Linked DNA regions of Homo sapiens: region 2 is linked to region 1. The links are chromatin loops, found by intact Hi-C in ENCODE. Cell type or tissue: GM12878. All regions are shown on one strand.

Region 1 (8,000 bases):
CAAGACCGCTATACAGAAGGCTTCCTTCTGATAAACCCTGGTCTATAAGGTAATGGAGTATACATCAATTAATACAGATCTCTTGCTTATCCTGGAAATTACCCATGCAAGATGTATAATGCTTTTTCATGTGGACTATGTTGCTACCCCAACATTAAATGAAAATGCTTGGACTCAAATTCTAAGACAACAAGATCTTCTTCTTCCCCTGAAGATTCATTAAGCCTCTGGCATCAATCACTGATAAGAGTAAGCACTCAAATATTTGTAGGATATAGCAAAAGAACCACGAAGAACTAAGAATTACCCTTCTGAATACTGAATAAATTAAGCTAAAAGTGAAATCAATCTTATTTTAAGAAAGTAGCAATATCATCCCTAAACCACAGGAAGGATAAGAGACATAGCAAAGAGGAGATGGTGGCTGGATAAATGAGCTGAGTGGGGACGTACAAATCCATTGCACAATCAGTGGCCCATTTCAGCTACAGATGCTAACAGACCCACAAAGGTCACCAGCTGAAAGGCTCAAGTTGAAGATCTGGTTCTTCCTTCTCCTCATCATGGACCAAAAAGCTTTGTAACAAAACAGAGAGCCAGGAATGTTACGGATAATCCAGGAGTTTGGAAGGATTTCTCTCCACAAGGTCAAGACAAGTCAGGGAATCAACAACCATGTCAGGACAAGGATGGCTGAGTGTCCCCAGCTCACCTTCCGTAGCATATCATTCTGCTCTACGCTGTTGATCTTGCCAGGACTGATTTCTCCTTTCAGAGTGTATTCGAAGAACTTTCCGCTGACATTCACTAATAAGGTACTGAAGGCCCTGTCTTCCTGAGTGCAGCTGAGTGATTTGTCACGGCCACTGGTAGCAGGGGTACCATACCTCAGGATCACCCCAACGATGAGCCCTGAAAGAGTGGAAAAAAACTCATCAGGCCTGAGGAAGGATAGAGAAAGTGTGGAAATAATGGCATAGTTGACTTTCAACAACTAAGAAATGCAGCAGTAATCTTAGAAACTGGGCATGGGGTATGTATTTTAGGAGAAACTGCATGGGCCTTCAGGATTGAAAGGGTTAAGCATCCATCTATTCTGGTCCGATTTAAGTTGCTCGGCCACCAGGAGGACAAGGTGGGACAGTACCTTCAGTGGTATTATGACACTGTGAGCACTTTTTTGTTTTTTGAGTGGAGTCTCGCTCTCTCACCCAGGCTGGAGTGCAGTGGCGTGATCTGGGCTCACTGCAACCTCCGCTTCCCAGGTTCAAGCAATTCTCCTGCCTCAGCCTCCCAAGTAGCTGGGACTACAGGCACCCACCACTACACCCGGCTAATTTTTTTTTTTTTTTTTTTTTTGTATTTTTAGTAGAGACAAGGTTTCACTATGTTGGCCAGGCTGGTCTCGAACTCCTGACCTCAAGTGATCTGCTGGCTTCAGCTTCCCAAAGTGCTGGGATTACAGGTGTGAGCCACCACATCCAGCCAGCCCTGTGACCACTTTTAACACCTGAGCATGTCTCATTTCTCAGGCTTCTAGTGGAGGAAGATGGGATGACAAGCAGCAAAGATTTTTCTGGCCAGGACAGCACAAAGCAGAACTGCTGAGCTCTTTCATTTCACTCAGCAGCATCCCTCAAGCCAGTCCTGTTGCCATGTGCCAGCAAGGACCAGCCCACTGGAATTTCCAGTTGCTATAAATGTAACTTGCTTTGCCACACATCAGAGGAAAGGGGAGAAAAAAGAAATTCTTTTGCTTAGGTCATTTGAAACACTGGTATCATGGAGAAGGTAATTACACCCCTTGGGAAGTGAAACACTGCAGTGTACATTTGAGGAGTCAGGATTCAGGGGCTGGAGAGCTGGCTTCTTGGGGCTGTAGCTATGAGATGGCTAAGATCATCAGCTACAAGTATGTAAGTCTCATACCCTTCTTAGTAGGGCTCTCCCATTAGGAAAAATAAAAACAGCAAGATCATGTATAAGCATTCAATTCTGTGAATAAGGAAGGAGTGTGGCTCCCTGGACCTGAACACGAGTCAGACATGCCCAAGTAAAAGTGAGTGAAAGATTAAAAAACAAAAACAAAAAACCAGCCATAAATCACTATCAGACACTTTCTATAATTCTCTAGAAGGAAAATTTCAGACTTCTCTCTAAATTCAGTTCTTTGCTGGCAATATTAAAAGACAGAATGATATATTTGCTTCCTCATCTCATTTTGCCATTAATGGAGAAAGTTGCTGAGAAAAAGAACGATGTTTACTGTCTTCCATGTGTAATGTTCTATAATGTCTCTTATCACCAAGATATATAAGAACTCACAAGACATTGTTGAATAGCAAATAAAATATAAAATCTAGAAAAATATAGTTCTTTGAGCCAAAATCTGCATCTGTGTTGTGTTATTATAATTATTATAGACCCATATTAACAGATACTTGCAGTTTGTTGACTTGTAATAAAACAACTTGATTTTTTTTACAACTTAAAAATGAGTTTCTTAATAATCTCAATCTGACCAGATACGAAACAATTTGAAAACCTTTAAAGGCATATAAGAAAAACCAGACCTTTTATTTTATTTTATTTGTTTTTTGAGACAGAGTCTCACTTTGTCACCCAGGCTGGAGTGCAGTGGTGCAATCTCGGCTTGCTGCAACCTCCGCCTCCCAGGTTCAAGCAATTCTCCTGCCTCAGCCTCCCGAGTAGCTGGGACTACAGGCATGCGCTATCACACCCAGCTAATTTTTGTATTTTTAGTAGAGACGGGGTTTCACCATGTTGGCTAGGCTGGTCTCGAACTATTGACCTCTGGTGATCCACCCACCTCGGCCTCCCAAAGTGCTGGGATTACAGGCGTGAGCCACCATGCCTGGCCCCAGACCTTTTAAAAAACATATTTAAAAAAACATATTTATCATTACCAAAAAGAGATGTCTGTAGGGAAAAGTAATGAAAGCTCCATAACTCAGATAGTGCTAGCTGTCTGGTAAATGGGCCAAAAGCAGTCACTTAAGGTCTTCAGAACCAATCTTTTGTTCAGGTCTTATTGCTGGAATTTATATTCATTTATTCCTGTAGGATGACAAACCAGATGACACTAGAAATGGTTGGCTGGCATTTACTCTGTCCTGCTCTGCTCAGCCTTGGCAACGGACTTCCTAGCTGTCAGTCTCTTTGCCATCTTGTGGTTCAGGGTTTTCTGGGTGTCTGTGCTGGTAACTGAAGTTGGGGGGTGCCTACAATGACATGGCTGCTGGCCTTGGGTGTTCATTACTGTTCTAGGTGAGGAGGGGCCCTGGAGATTCGTGGTCTGTAACCCCAATACGTAATCTGTCTCACTGACCTACCTCTTCTCCTTCACCCTGGTTGTCACCACCCTCCATCACTTGTCTCTGCACAGGAGGGTTAGAACACTCTGGTCAAGAATCATAGGGTCTCTGCAAGGGAGGAGGCATCTTCTGTGTGCTGTAAGGCCTGACGTTTAAGGGAACTCTCCAATCCTTCTTTTCCCCACTCTCATTGTTCTGGTAATTGTGCTGGTGACCGTGTGGAAGACCCCCATGATGCAGATAACATCTATAATGGCTTCAGTCTACTGCATCTGTACTGCCTGGCACTGGAACTCCACCAGGGCCTGCAATCTTTGCTGCCTGTGTACCGTTTTCTCCTTCAACATCGAACTCCACAGCTTCTCCATCCCCTGTACTGCCAGGGTGTTTCCTGGGGGTTATTCTTCTTTATGACAATCTGGCATACAAATACATCTCACCCAGTGTCATTCCTGTGGACGAAACCATATATATTTCTTACACTGAACCATCTTACTGTTCCCAAACTTTCACTGGGATAACCTTCTTGTCCTGTTTGCAGGCTGCCACTCCCTCTGCCTCTGCCCATGGTGTCATGCCAAGTGTCTCAGCCTCACTGCTCATGTTTGCGGTCACAGTAATGGTGACTGGGGCCAGCTGTGGCAGCAGTGGCCCCTTTGCAGGTGTGATGGTAATGAGATTGGTGGCAGTGGAGCTGTTCAGGGCTCTGGGGGGCTCTCTCTCCACTCTAGATGGAACTCTGTGATGCTTTTTAGTCTTATTTCACTCCCTGGTTAGACAGTTATTTTCTGACGAAGTTTTACATGGCAAAGACGACTCTAGCCCTTCAACACTCATCATAATACAGGATGATCTGCAGCATCTGGAGGCAGCTATTTGGAACATGATTTAACTTAAATTGTCATCAGGAAGCCAAAACAAGTCATTTACAGACTATCTTTCTCCTAAAAATCAGAACCTGCTTCATGTAACTCATTGTTTCTTGACTTTTCTAACCTCATTATTAGCAGAGCTAATGGAAAGACTGAAGCATACTAGCAAAGGTCCTCATGAATACTACTCTAACAAGAGAGGGTTTATATTTGTAGACAAATTCCTCAATTAGAGGAAACATTCTTCAACTCTCTTCCAGTAATCATCACTATCATATTTACAATCATCACCAGATGACGAATATTGCTTTTTAAAGTTGTAAAACCTTTTCTTCTCTACCCTGGGCCCAATGCGCTCATATTAAAGATGGAAGGGAGACAGCGAAGGTGGTGATGCTGCCCCCTTGTGGTTAAAATATGGCAACACAAAACACCACAGCAGAGATGTAAGGTTAACACCATCCTGACAGTTTTGACCAAAAATATACCAAGCCACAGGGTACACCACTAACTCAAGGTAGAGTTTGGGTACCTCCCCAGACATTTTAGATTCATATTTATTACCACTATATTCCATGGCATGATATTAAGTTCATATTTGGCGTTTTCCAGTTGAAGAAAGAATAGGATATTAGAACTGCAGGAAGGTAATTAGGTGAGAAAATGATAAAGACTTGGAGAAAACATGAACAGCATATTTTCATCTGCTGGATCTCGGAGACATCCTGACAGGGAACTGTGAAGTGGTCATAGCTACAAGGAATTAAAACATGCACTAGATTTTTTTTTGAAAGCTTCAGAAAGTTCAGTATTCATAAAAAATGATGGAGAGCAACAGAAGCACTAATGATTTGACCAGATTAACAGCCTAGTGTTCTAGATCACAAAGAGAAATAACCTACTGTGTGTTTGGGCCAGGGAAAATAGCACATAAAATGTCAGCTGATAAAGAGACAATCACTGATTTCGTAGGTACATTACTAATGAAAGAATTGTTTTGAACTTTTACAGAAAGCAAATATGGATGAAATTCCTTTGACATTTGATGTGGCTTAAAACAAGATGGTAAACTCCAAAGGGGCAAAAATTCGAGACTGTTTCAACTTGTGGATAGGAAAAAAACTCACTTCACAACTGTACTTGCATATATATAGTTTATGTATGTGCTTATCCAAAACTTGGTAGTATGATGAAGGAATATAATCATGAGAGCAACGTGTGGTTTAAAAATCCCACGGGTTCATTAAAGAAACCAGCTCCCATTGGTCTGGTGCCAGTTTTCCTTTTGTGGCTGAGGCTGTTGGGAGGAGAGCTGAACAAGTGGACATGGTGAGGTTTAATTCTAGACAGCCATCCATCAGCTACAATATTTAAATGTCTATGTTAATAAGCCTTTGTTACGGAGGAGAACAGGTACGTGGGTGCACTGTTCTTTAGTGAGACCTCATTTTTTCTTATGTAAGGTACTGAGGGTAGGTGATCACCTGATCAGTGTGGCCACCACTGTGGAGTTTTTTACAGCACAGTAGGGGTTGTTATGAGTTTTAAAGCTTCATCTGAAATTCCAAGAAAAGAAAGTATCTCATTTTGCATCCAGTTACACAGTGTTTGAAGATGGTGATAACTATTTCTAATTCAATGAATAAAGAGAATCCAATGGATTCCAGCAGTTGACAATGACTTTTCAGGTTTGGGGGTAATTTACATGACTTGGATTTTGAGAGTGAATATTACAGCCCTTTCAATACCTTGTTCTACTTGTTCTGCTACTTATGCAGCTGTGTTATTCGTTGATATATTAGTTTCAAGGAGAATTCATTCAAAATATTTTTGTTCCTTGTTTTGAATATGTGGTGAAACTAAAAAGCAATTTTATTAAGGTACAATTTACATACCATAAGATTCACCCATTTTAGAGTATACTATTCAATGATTTTTAGTATATTCACAGAGTTGCACAATCATCACTGCAATCTGATTTTGAAACATTTCCATCTGCAGTCACTTCCTGCTTCCTACTCCAATTCCCAGGCAACTACTAATCTACCTTCTGTACTATAGATTTGCCGTTTCTGGACTTTTAATATAAATGGTGTCATACAATATGTAGCCTCTTGTGTCTGGCTTCTTTCACTTAGTATGTTTTCAAGGTTTATCTATGTTGGAGGCATGTATCAGTACTTCATTCCTTTTTATTGCCAAATAGTATTCCACTGTACCAGTGTATCATATTTTATTTGTCCATTAACTAATCAATAAATATTTGAGTTGTTTCCCTTTTTTGTTAATGTGAATAACGCTGCTATGAACATTTGCATACAAGTCTGTGGACATGTTTTCATTTCCCTAGAGTAGATACCTAGGAGTGGAACTGCTGTGTCATATGATAAATCTATGTTTAATATTTTAGAAACTGCCAAACTACATTGGGAAAAATGTATTGTTTTACATTCTCGCCAGCAACACATGAGAGTTACAGTTTGTTGGCCGGGCGCAGTGGCTCACACCTGTAATCCCAGCACTTTGGGAGGCCGAGGCGGGCAGATCACCTGAGATCAGGAGCTCGAGACCAGCCTGACCAACATGGAGAAACCCCATCTCTACTAAAAATACAAAATTAGCTGGACGTTGTGGCACATGCCTGTAATCCTAGCTACTCAGGAGGCTGAGGCAGGAGAATCGCTTGAACCTGGGAGGTGGAGGTTACGGTGAGCCAAGATCGTGCCATTGCACTCTAGCCTGGGCAACAAGAGCGAAACTCCGCCTCAAAAAAAAAAAAAAAAAAAGAGTTATAGTTTGTTTACAGGCACAGCAGCACTTGTTATTGTCTTATGATCATACCTGTTTTAGAGAATGTTCAGAGGTATCTCATTGTAGTTTTAATGTGCATTTCCCTAATGCCTAAAGATGCTGAGCATCTTTTTATGTGCTTATAGGCCATTGTATATCTTCTTTGGTGAAATGTCTCGTCATTCAAATCTCTTGCCATATTTTAACTCAGGTTCTCTTATTGAATGGTAAAAAAAAAACCCAAACTTTTTGTTTTCTGGATAGAAGTCCCTTATTGAAAATACAATTTGAAAATATTTTCCCCAAATCTATGACCTATATTTTTCCTTTCTTTTTTAAAATTTCTCTGATGTTGTCTTAAAATTTTTTTTTTGCTTTATTGTTATACAATGAATTATTTTTTCTTTTGGTGTACAGTTCTATGAATTTTAACACACATATAGATTCATGTAAGCACCACTGCAACAAGGATACCAAATAGTTCTACCACTCCCCCAAAACTCTCTTGTACTATCTCTTCACACTGATACCTTCATCCTACATATTAACCCCAGCAACCACTGCTTTTTGTTTTGTTTTGTTTTGTTTTGTTTTTTCCATTAATACAGTTTTGTCTTTGCAAGGTTAAATACATGGAACCATGCAGTATGTAACCTTTTGAGACTGGCTTCTCTCACTCAGCGTAACACCTTTGAGGTTCATCCAAGTATTGTGTGAATTAACACTTCATCTCATTTTACTGCTAAGTTGTATTCCATTGTATAAACACTCACCTACTGAGGGATATCTGGCTTCTTTCCAGCTTTTGGCTGGCACAAATAAAGCTGCCATGAACACCCATGAACAAGTTTTTATATGAACATGTTTTCATTTCTCTAAGGTAAATACCCAGAGTGGGACTGCTCGGTCATATGTGCAGCATATCTTTAACTTTATGAGAAACTGCAAGCCATTTCTCAAAGTAATTATGCCTTTTTTTTTTTTCAGTTCTTTTTTTTTTTGT
Region 2 (8,000 bases), 110 kb after region 1:
TTATTGTAAGCCTCGAAGTTTTGGGGTAATTTATTACCAAGCAATTAGGTAGCCAGAACACGCAGGATACAAAGCTTACTATGAGCAATGATAAATGCTCTGGACAGCCTGTGCACGCTTATAGAATATGTTCTGTGTGTCTTTTGGCTCTGCAGGGACCTGGAAATGACTCAAAGAAATTCTTCCTTTGGAAGAATTAAAAAGTAGAATTTCTAGATTTAAAGCCTAGTTTTTGGAGGTCTACTGTGTGCTTTGCTTCAAGAGGCAAGTTTGTGACAAATGAAGCCCAGCCATTCTAAAAAAATCCAAGCATGTAGATGCCTCAGAGGATGTAGGAAATTAGTCATTAACCACACAAGTTTAGTTCCTGATCCAAAATACTGTGTGCATGTTTTGCAATTTAATCTGGTTGGCACTGGATTTTTGTTTCATTTTGCATTGACTAAACATAAGATACAGGTTGGCCCAGTTGCGTTAGTCATAAAATATATCAAGCCATCTTAGTTAAATAGCTTTTAAAGCTAAGAATTTTCTCTCTGGATAAAATAATCTCATTTAGATAATGTTTCCAGATACCTCCAAGTGAGCGTGAATATCAGTGTTTGAGCAATCCAAATGAAGGAAGTCCTTTTATTTTCATAGCAGCTAAGATAATTTATATCATTAACAAACAGAAGAAGTGAGGAATTCCACTTTCGGTTTTAATTAGAATGTAAAGACTCATTAAATGGAAGGAACTGAAAACCACCATCTTCAACAGGTCATAATGTACCCAATGTAACAAGTAAAATGCCTCGGGAAATTGCAGAGCGAAATTTTCCTGGTGCTCAATATGGTTTAAATTCTAGGGGTTGGATTAAGGAAAATATCTACCTTATTACCTATAATGTCTCCCTACTTATTCTAATCAGATACTTTAGAGAAATTGTTGGAGATCACTTGCCAGAAACATACCTCAAGGTTTCCATCTCACCTCTGAAAAGTGACTTAGAAGAAAAGTGACTTTTGACTCCAGTCAAACTGTTTTCTTCTAAACCCTTGACGTCAACAATTTTTACTTAACATGAAACCTATATATTGCAAACAATTTCTCTTCCTACTTAATGATATTGGGGGATGATATTGGGGGATCTTCCCGATAATACTATGGTAGGACAAGTTGAAAGAAGAAAAACCTCAAAAAGGTATTCTTTGTCACTTCAGTCAGTAGGCAGCATTTGATCCTGAGGTTACAGGGCTGAGAAAATGAAATGGAGAAAATATGTATTGAAGGCTTAGAGGTGGCAGGAACTATTATTATCACATAGAGAACTAAAGCCGAGAGATAGTAACCTGCGCAAGATCATGTAATCAGGAAGGGGTAGGGCCAAACTTTGAACACTGGGGCACCTTTGACTAGGAAGCAGTACTGCTTCTTGGAACAGAGCTTATGAAAAACGGGGCCTAGAAACAGTAGGAAACATTTGAATACACAAGAGTATGGTTACCCCCTATCACATCCAAGGAAAAACAGAGGAATCAGGTAGATCATGAGCTGGTTGTTTTGCATCTTTCTATTCCATTTCTTCTGTATTCACTCATCAATTCTAGCATTTGTCTCTCTATGCCTTGTTAGCCCACTCATCCTCCACTTTCCTAATCACCCTTCCTATAGCCTATGCACTTTGAACACAGAGACCCACCCCACTCCATCCTAGTTGCTAGGAGAACTTAACAAGGTAAGGTATTTCACAATAGAACTGTGTAAATTGTAAAGTGCCATTTAAATGTGAGGTATTATTATTATTTATACTAATTTGATGTTGCGTCCTGTTCTACCACATTGCCTGGAATGGAATCTAATTCTTCTTCTTTTTTTTTTTTTTTTTGAGACAGAGTCTCGATCTGTCACCCAGGCTGGAGTGCAGTGGTGCAATCTCGGCTCACTGCAGCCTCCGCCTCCCTGGTTCAAGTGATTCTCCTGCCTCAGCCTCCTGAGTAGCTGGGATTACAAGCACGCGCCACCACGCCTGGCTAATTTTTGTACTTTTAGTAGAGACGGGGTTTCACCATGTTGGTCAGGCTGGGCTGGAGAGTTTTTTGTTTTTTTTTTTGTGGTAAAACACACTTAACATAAAATGTACTTTTTTTTTTTTTTGAGACAAGGTCTCACCCTGTCACCCAGGTGCAGCAGTGCAGTGACACGATCATGACTCACAGTAGTCTTGATCTCCTGGGCTCAAGGTATCCTCCTGCCTCAGCCTCCTGAGTAGCTGGGACCACAGGCACGCACTACCATGCCTGGCTAATTAAAAAAAAATATGATTATTATCTCTATTTGAGACTGAGTCTTGCTCTGTCACCCAGGCTGGAGTACAGTGGTGCAATCTCGGCTCATTGCAACCCTCTGCTTCCCGGATTCAAGCGATTCTCCTGCCTCAGCCTCCCAAGTAGCTGGGACTACAGGTGCCCGCCACCACGCCCAGCTAATTTTTGTATTTTTAGTAGAAACAGGGTTTCACTATGTTGGCCTGTCTGGTCTCGAACTCCTGACCTTGTGATCCACCTACCTCGGCCTCCCAAAGTGCTGCAATTACAGGTGTGAGACACCTCGCCTCACTATGTTGTCCAGGGTGGTCTTGACTTCCTGGGCTCAAGTGACCCTTCTGCCTCAGCCTCCCAAAGTGTTGTGATTAAAGGCCTGAGCCACCACCCCTACCAACATGTACTATCCTAATCATTTCTTTATAAGGATATAGTTCAGTATCGATAAATATATTCACATTGTTGTGCATCCAATCTCCAGAACATTTTCATCCTGCAAAACGAAAATTGTAAGGCCAGGTGCGGTGGCACATGCCTGTAATTCCAGCACTTTGGGAGGCTGAGGCAGGTGGATCACTTGAGGTCAGGAGTTCAAGACCAGCCTGGCCAATGTGGCAAAACCCTGTCTCTACTAAAAATACAAAAATTAGCTGGGTGTGGTGGCGGGCGCCTGCAATCCCAGCTACTCGGGAGGCTGAGATAGGAGAATCACTTGAACCCAGGAGGTGGAGGTTGCAGTGAGCCGAGATCACGCCACTGTACTCCAGCCTGGGCAACAAGAGCAAGACTCCATCTCAAAAAAAAAACGAAAACAAAAAACAACTAAAACTGTATATCCATTATCCATTAAACACCAACTCTCCATTTTCCCTTCCCCTCAGCTCTTGGTAACCACCTTCTACTTTCTGTCTCTATGAATTTGACTACTCTAGGTACATCATATAAGTGGGATCATACACTATTTATCTTTTTTTGTGACTGGCTTATTTCACTTGTCACAATGTCCTGAAGGTTCATCCATGTTGCAACATGTGTCGAATTGCCTTCCTTTTTCTCTTTCTTTCTTTCTTTCTTTTCTTTTCTTTTCTTTTTTTTTTTTTTTTTTTGAGACAGAGTTTTGTTCTTGTCACCCAGGCCGGAGTGCAATGGCGCAATCTCGGGTCACTGTAACCTCTACCTCCTGGGTTCAAGCGATTCTCCCACCTCAGTCTCCCTAGTAGTTGGGATTACAGGCACCCGGCACCATGCTCGGCTAATTTTTGTATTTTTAGTAGAGACGAGGTTTTGCCATGTTGGCCAAGCTGGTCTTGAACTCCTGACCTCAGGTGATCCGCCCGCCTTGGCCTCCCAAAGTGCTGGGATTACAGGCATGAGCTACTGCGCCCGGCCCCTTCCTTTTTAAGGCTGAATAGTATTCCATTCTATGTATATACCACATTTTGCTTATCCATTTATTCATCCATGGACATTTCAGTTGCTTCCACTTATCCTCAGAGCTTTTTAAAATTAGTGCCACTCCCAGTTCACACAAAAATAAATGATCCCCACCCTTTCTACCCTGCTTCCTACTCTGCACTGCCATTTGTTTGTCAGAGGCTGACCCTCCTCCCTTCTTTCTCCTATGCCTTCCTCCTTGCCTTGAGGATGGTTTCACTCCTATGCCACCCCTCCTTTCTTTTGCATCCATCCCTGTTCCCTGCCAACCAACCCCAACTCTGGGTCTTTTATTTTATTTTATTTTAAAGACAGAGTATCGCTCTGTCACCCAGGCTGGAGTGCAGTGGTGCGATCTCGGCTCACTGCAACCTCTGCCTCCTGGGTTCAAGTGATTCTCCTGCCTCAGCCTCCCGAGTAGCTGGGATTACAGGCGCCCGTCACCACGCCTGGCTAATTTTTGTGTTTTTAGTAGAGACGAGGTTTCACCAGTTTGCTCAGGCTGGTCTCGAACTCCTGGGCTCAAGCTATCCACCTGCCTCGGCTTCCCAAAGTGCAGGGATACAGGCATGAGCTGCCGCGCCCGGCCTGGGTCCTTCATTTTAGACACCAGATGCTAATCCTGGGCTTCTGGAAGACCCTTTCACGTTTCTTTTTCTGCTGGGAAACACATCATACCCTCTTCCAACCACTCACAGATGCTGTCTCCTAAGCCCAAAGGCCCATGTTGCAGTTTAGCTAGGGCCTTTCCAAGTTAGTAAATTCTTCTGGCACGGCCCCCTGCTGCCACCTGCTGGCTGTATCCATCGATGCCGCTATGGGTATTGTTTCCTATTCATGAGACCTGTATGAAGGGAGTTAGTCTTTCCCATCCTATCATCCATCATGGGATAAGAATTTCATCTACCTAAATTTTTTTTCTTTACAGTATTTTCACCTTGTTCTATTTTTTAAAGAAAAGTCCTTTAGCAAATCTGTGTGCAGGTCACAGATGGTCTCACCAGACTTGCCCAAACCTAAAGAAACATCTCTGTATTTGGGCACTGCAATTTGCAAAAGGACAAAAGAGTCAAATGTATATCAGTTCTCATTAGCTCCCTGACAGCAATTATATTACATTCAAATAAGTTGAATTGTGGATAATACATAAAATGCTAAATACCAAGTTTTCTTTGAAACTGGTAAAATATTTCGAAAATCTTTTGAAAACACTTCAAAACCAGACAAGATTTTTGTGTGTGTGTGTGAGACAGGGTCTCACTCTGTCACCCAGGCTGGAGTGCACTGGTGCGATCTCAGTTCACTGCAACCTCCACCTCCCGGGCTCAAGCGATTCTCCCACCTCAGCCTCCTGAGTAGCTGGGACTACAGGCACACGCTACCATGCTCGGCTAAGTTTTTGTATTTTTTGGTAGAGAGGGGGTTTCACCATGTTGGCTAGGCTGGTCTTGAACTCCTGACCTCAAGTGATCCACCTGCCTTGGCCTCCCAAAGTGTTGGGATTACAAGCGTGAGCCACTGTGCCCGGCCCCAGACAAGATTGTTTATTGTTGTTATTTTAAACTTTAATACAGACATAAAAACAAAATCTGTGGAAATACAACAAGAATTACTTTACAGATTCTTTGGCCCTTTTGAAATAAGGAGAGCTAAGAATGAAGAGTCAATTTTGTGTTTATAGATGAAACTAATTTGTGAATGGGCAAAACTGAAAACGCATAAGAGTCCAAGCCTGGGCATTGGAGGGTAAGGCATTAAAATTAAGAATTTCTGACTACATCTTTATTTATTATTGTTTCTTTCACCTTCCCTCCACCCCAGGTTCCTGCTTTGTCTTCTCACTTCACATTGAACTTGTTTCCAGCACATGTACATAAGAGACATCCATCCTGTCATGACCTCTCGTTATAACAGGGGAGGTCAGTGGCACTGGAAATATATATTTTTTAATTTATTTTATCTTTTAAAAAAAATTTTGGCCAAGCTCGGTGGCTCACACCTGTAATCCCGGCACTTTGGGTGGCCAAGGTGGGCAGATCACCTGAAGTAAGGAGTTCAAGACCAGCCTGGCCAACATGGCAAAACCCTGTCTCTACTAAAAATACAAAAATTAGCCAGGCGTGGTGGTGTGTGCCTGTAATCCCAGCTACTTGGGAGGCTGAGGCAAGAGAATCACTTGAACTCGGGAGGCGGAGGCCGCAGTGAGCCGAGATTGCACCACTGCACTGCAGCCTGGATAAGAGAATGAGCCTCTGTCTCAAAAAAAAAAAAAAAAAGTACAGAGATAGGGAGTCTTGCTTTGTTGCCCAGGTTGGTCTTGAACTCCTGGCCTCAAGAGATTCTCTTGCCTTGGCCTTCCAAAGTGCTGAGATTACAGGTGTGAGCCACCACATCTGGCCTGAAAATATTTTTTACAGGGCGCTGTATTATTATTATTATTATTATTATCATTATTATCATTATTTGACACGGAGTCTTGCTCTGTTGCCCAGGCTGGAGTGCAGTGGGGTGATCTCAGCTCATTGCAACCTCTGCCTCCTGGGTTCAAGCAATTATCCTGTCTCAGCCTCCTGAGTAGCTGGGACTACAGGCGCACGCTGCCACACCCAGCTAATTTTTTTGTATTTTAGTAGAGATGGGGTTTCACCATGTTATCCAGGCTGGTCTCGAACTCCTGAGCTCAGGCAATCCACCGGCCTCAGCCTCCCAAAGTGCTGGGATTACAGGTGTGAGCCACTGTGCTGGGCCATGGCAGTGTATTATTTTTAAGGGCAGTGTAAGAGTTGGGAAAAGAGGCTGGGTGCAGTGGCTCATGCCTGTAATCCCAGCTCTTTGGGAGGCCAAGGAGGAAGGATCCCTTGAGGCCAAGAGTTTGAGACCAGCCTGGGCAACATAGCGAGACCCCCGTCTCTACCAAAAATAACAAAGTTAGCTGGGTGTGGTGGTGTGTGCCTGTAGTCCAAGCTCTTTGGGAGGCCAAGGTGAGAGGAGACCCTGAGTCCAGGAGTTTGAGGCAGCAGTGAGCTGTGTTCATGCCACTGCACTCCAGCCTGGGTGACAGAGTGAGACTCTGTCTCAAAAAAAAAAAAAAAGAAAAAAAAATTACATAAAACTTCTATTGCCTGAAGCCTTAGAGCTTTACAGAGACTCTGAATCACATCAAAATTATGAGCGAGGAGTCAACTTACAGACATTGCCTTGAAAGGTGGGAAAGGGAGAAGGTCTTTAATAAATGCTACCTTGAAAATGTCATCATAAGCCAGCATGATGTCTCATGCCTGTAATCCCAGCACTTTGGGAGGCCAAAGCATGCAGATTATTTGAGGTCAGGAGTTTGAGACCAGCCTGGCCAACATGGTGAAACTCCATCTTTATTAAAAATACAACAACAAAAAAATTGGCTGGTGTGGTGGTGCACACCTGTAATCCCAGCTACTCAGGAGGCTGGGCCTCGAGAATTGCTTGAACCCAGGAGGCAGAGGCTGCAGTGAGCCAAGATCGCACCACTGCACTCTATTCTGGGTAACAGAGTGAGACTCTGTCTCAAAAAGAAATAAATAAGGCCAGGCACAGTGGCTCATGCCTGTAATCCCAGCAATTTGGGAGGCTGAGGCAGGTGGATCGCCGGAGGTTGGGAGTTCGAGACCAGCCTGACCAACATGGAGAAACCCCATCTCTACTAAAAATACAGAAAATTAGCCAGGTGTAGTGGCACATGCCTGTAGTCACACCTATTCGGGAAGCTGAGGCAGGAGAATCACTTGAACCCCAGAGTTGGAGGTTGTGGTGAGCCAAGATCATGCCATTGCACTCCCACCTGGGCAACAAGAGCAAAACTCCGTCTCAAAATAAATAAAATAAAATAAAATAAAATAAAATAAAATAAAATAAAATAAATGTCATCATAGATTTGGTTCTTTCAGGTGGAGGGGCCAGGTAGATCAGCCCATGCTTCGTCAGGTGAACTTCTTGTTCTTGCCATAGGAATCTAGCGATGGGTATGTTAACACATGTCAATCCTACCAGGGGGAAAACAGATGCTAATAGGCTGAGTCGTGTAAAACATCTCAAGAAATTCTGTCAAATCCTAATAAAATAAGAGCAATTGTTAATCAAATTCAGTATTACAAAACATTTTAATCTTTGGTCAATTATTTAATAGTGATTTTGAGCACTTACTAACTACTCTGATTTAGCATACATTGTTTCTTTTAATCCTCACAACAATTCTATGAAAGCACCATACTATCATCAGCAGCACC

What was found. Peaks named below come from ENCODE experiments on the same cell type or tissue, not always from the same donor. Only the 100,000 strongest peaks of a DNase experiment are listed, where the experiment ranks them.
Region 2: it touches region 1 in a loop (6-fold over the local background); 7 of 110 quality-filtered maps call a loop at or near these places.

Annotation. Positions count from the first base shown.
Region 1 is chrX:46,681,624-46,689,623 of GRCh38, forward strand. SLC9A7 (solute carrier family 9 member A7) reads right to left here. Exons shown (of 17, transcript NM_001257291.2): 2 at 713-912. It also overlaps the pseudogene YBX1P8. Among named protein-coding and RNA genes, the nearest start is that of SLC9A7, 73 kb to the right of the region's middle. In GM12878, a CTCF peak has its summit at 4,604 (motif pointing left); a DNase peak (open chromatin) is centred at 4,638; H3K27ac peaks cover 1,147 bases.
Region 2 is chrX:46,792,260-46,800,259 of GRCh38, forward strand. No RefSeq gene overlaps it. Among named protein-coding and RNA genes, the nearest start is that of SLC9A7, 37 kb to the left of the region's middle. RefSeq lists enhancers at 4,435-4,484, 4,575-4,624. In GM12878, a CTCF peak has its summit at 4,525 (motif pointing left); DNase peaks (open chromatin) are centred at 382 and 4,501; H3K4me3 peaks cover 544 bases; H3K27ac peaks cover 1,485 bases.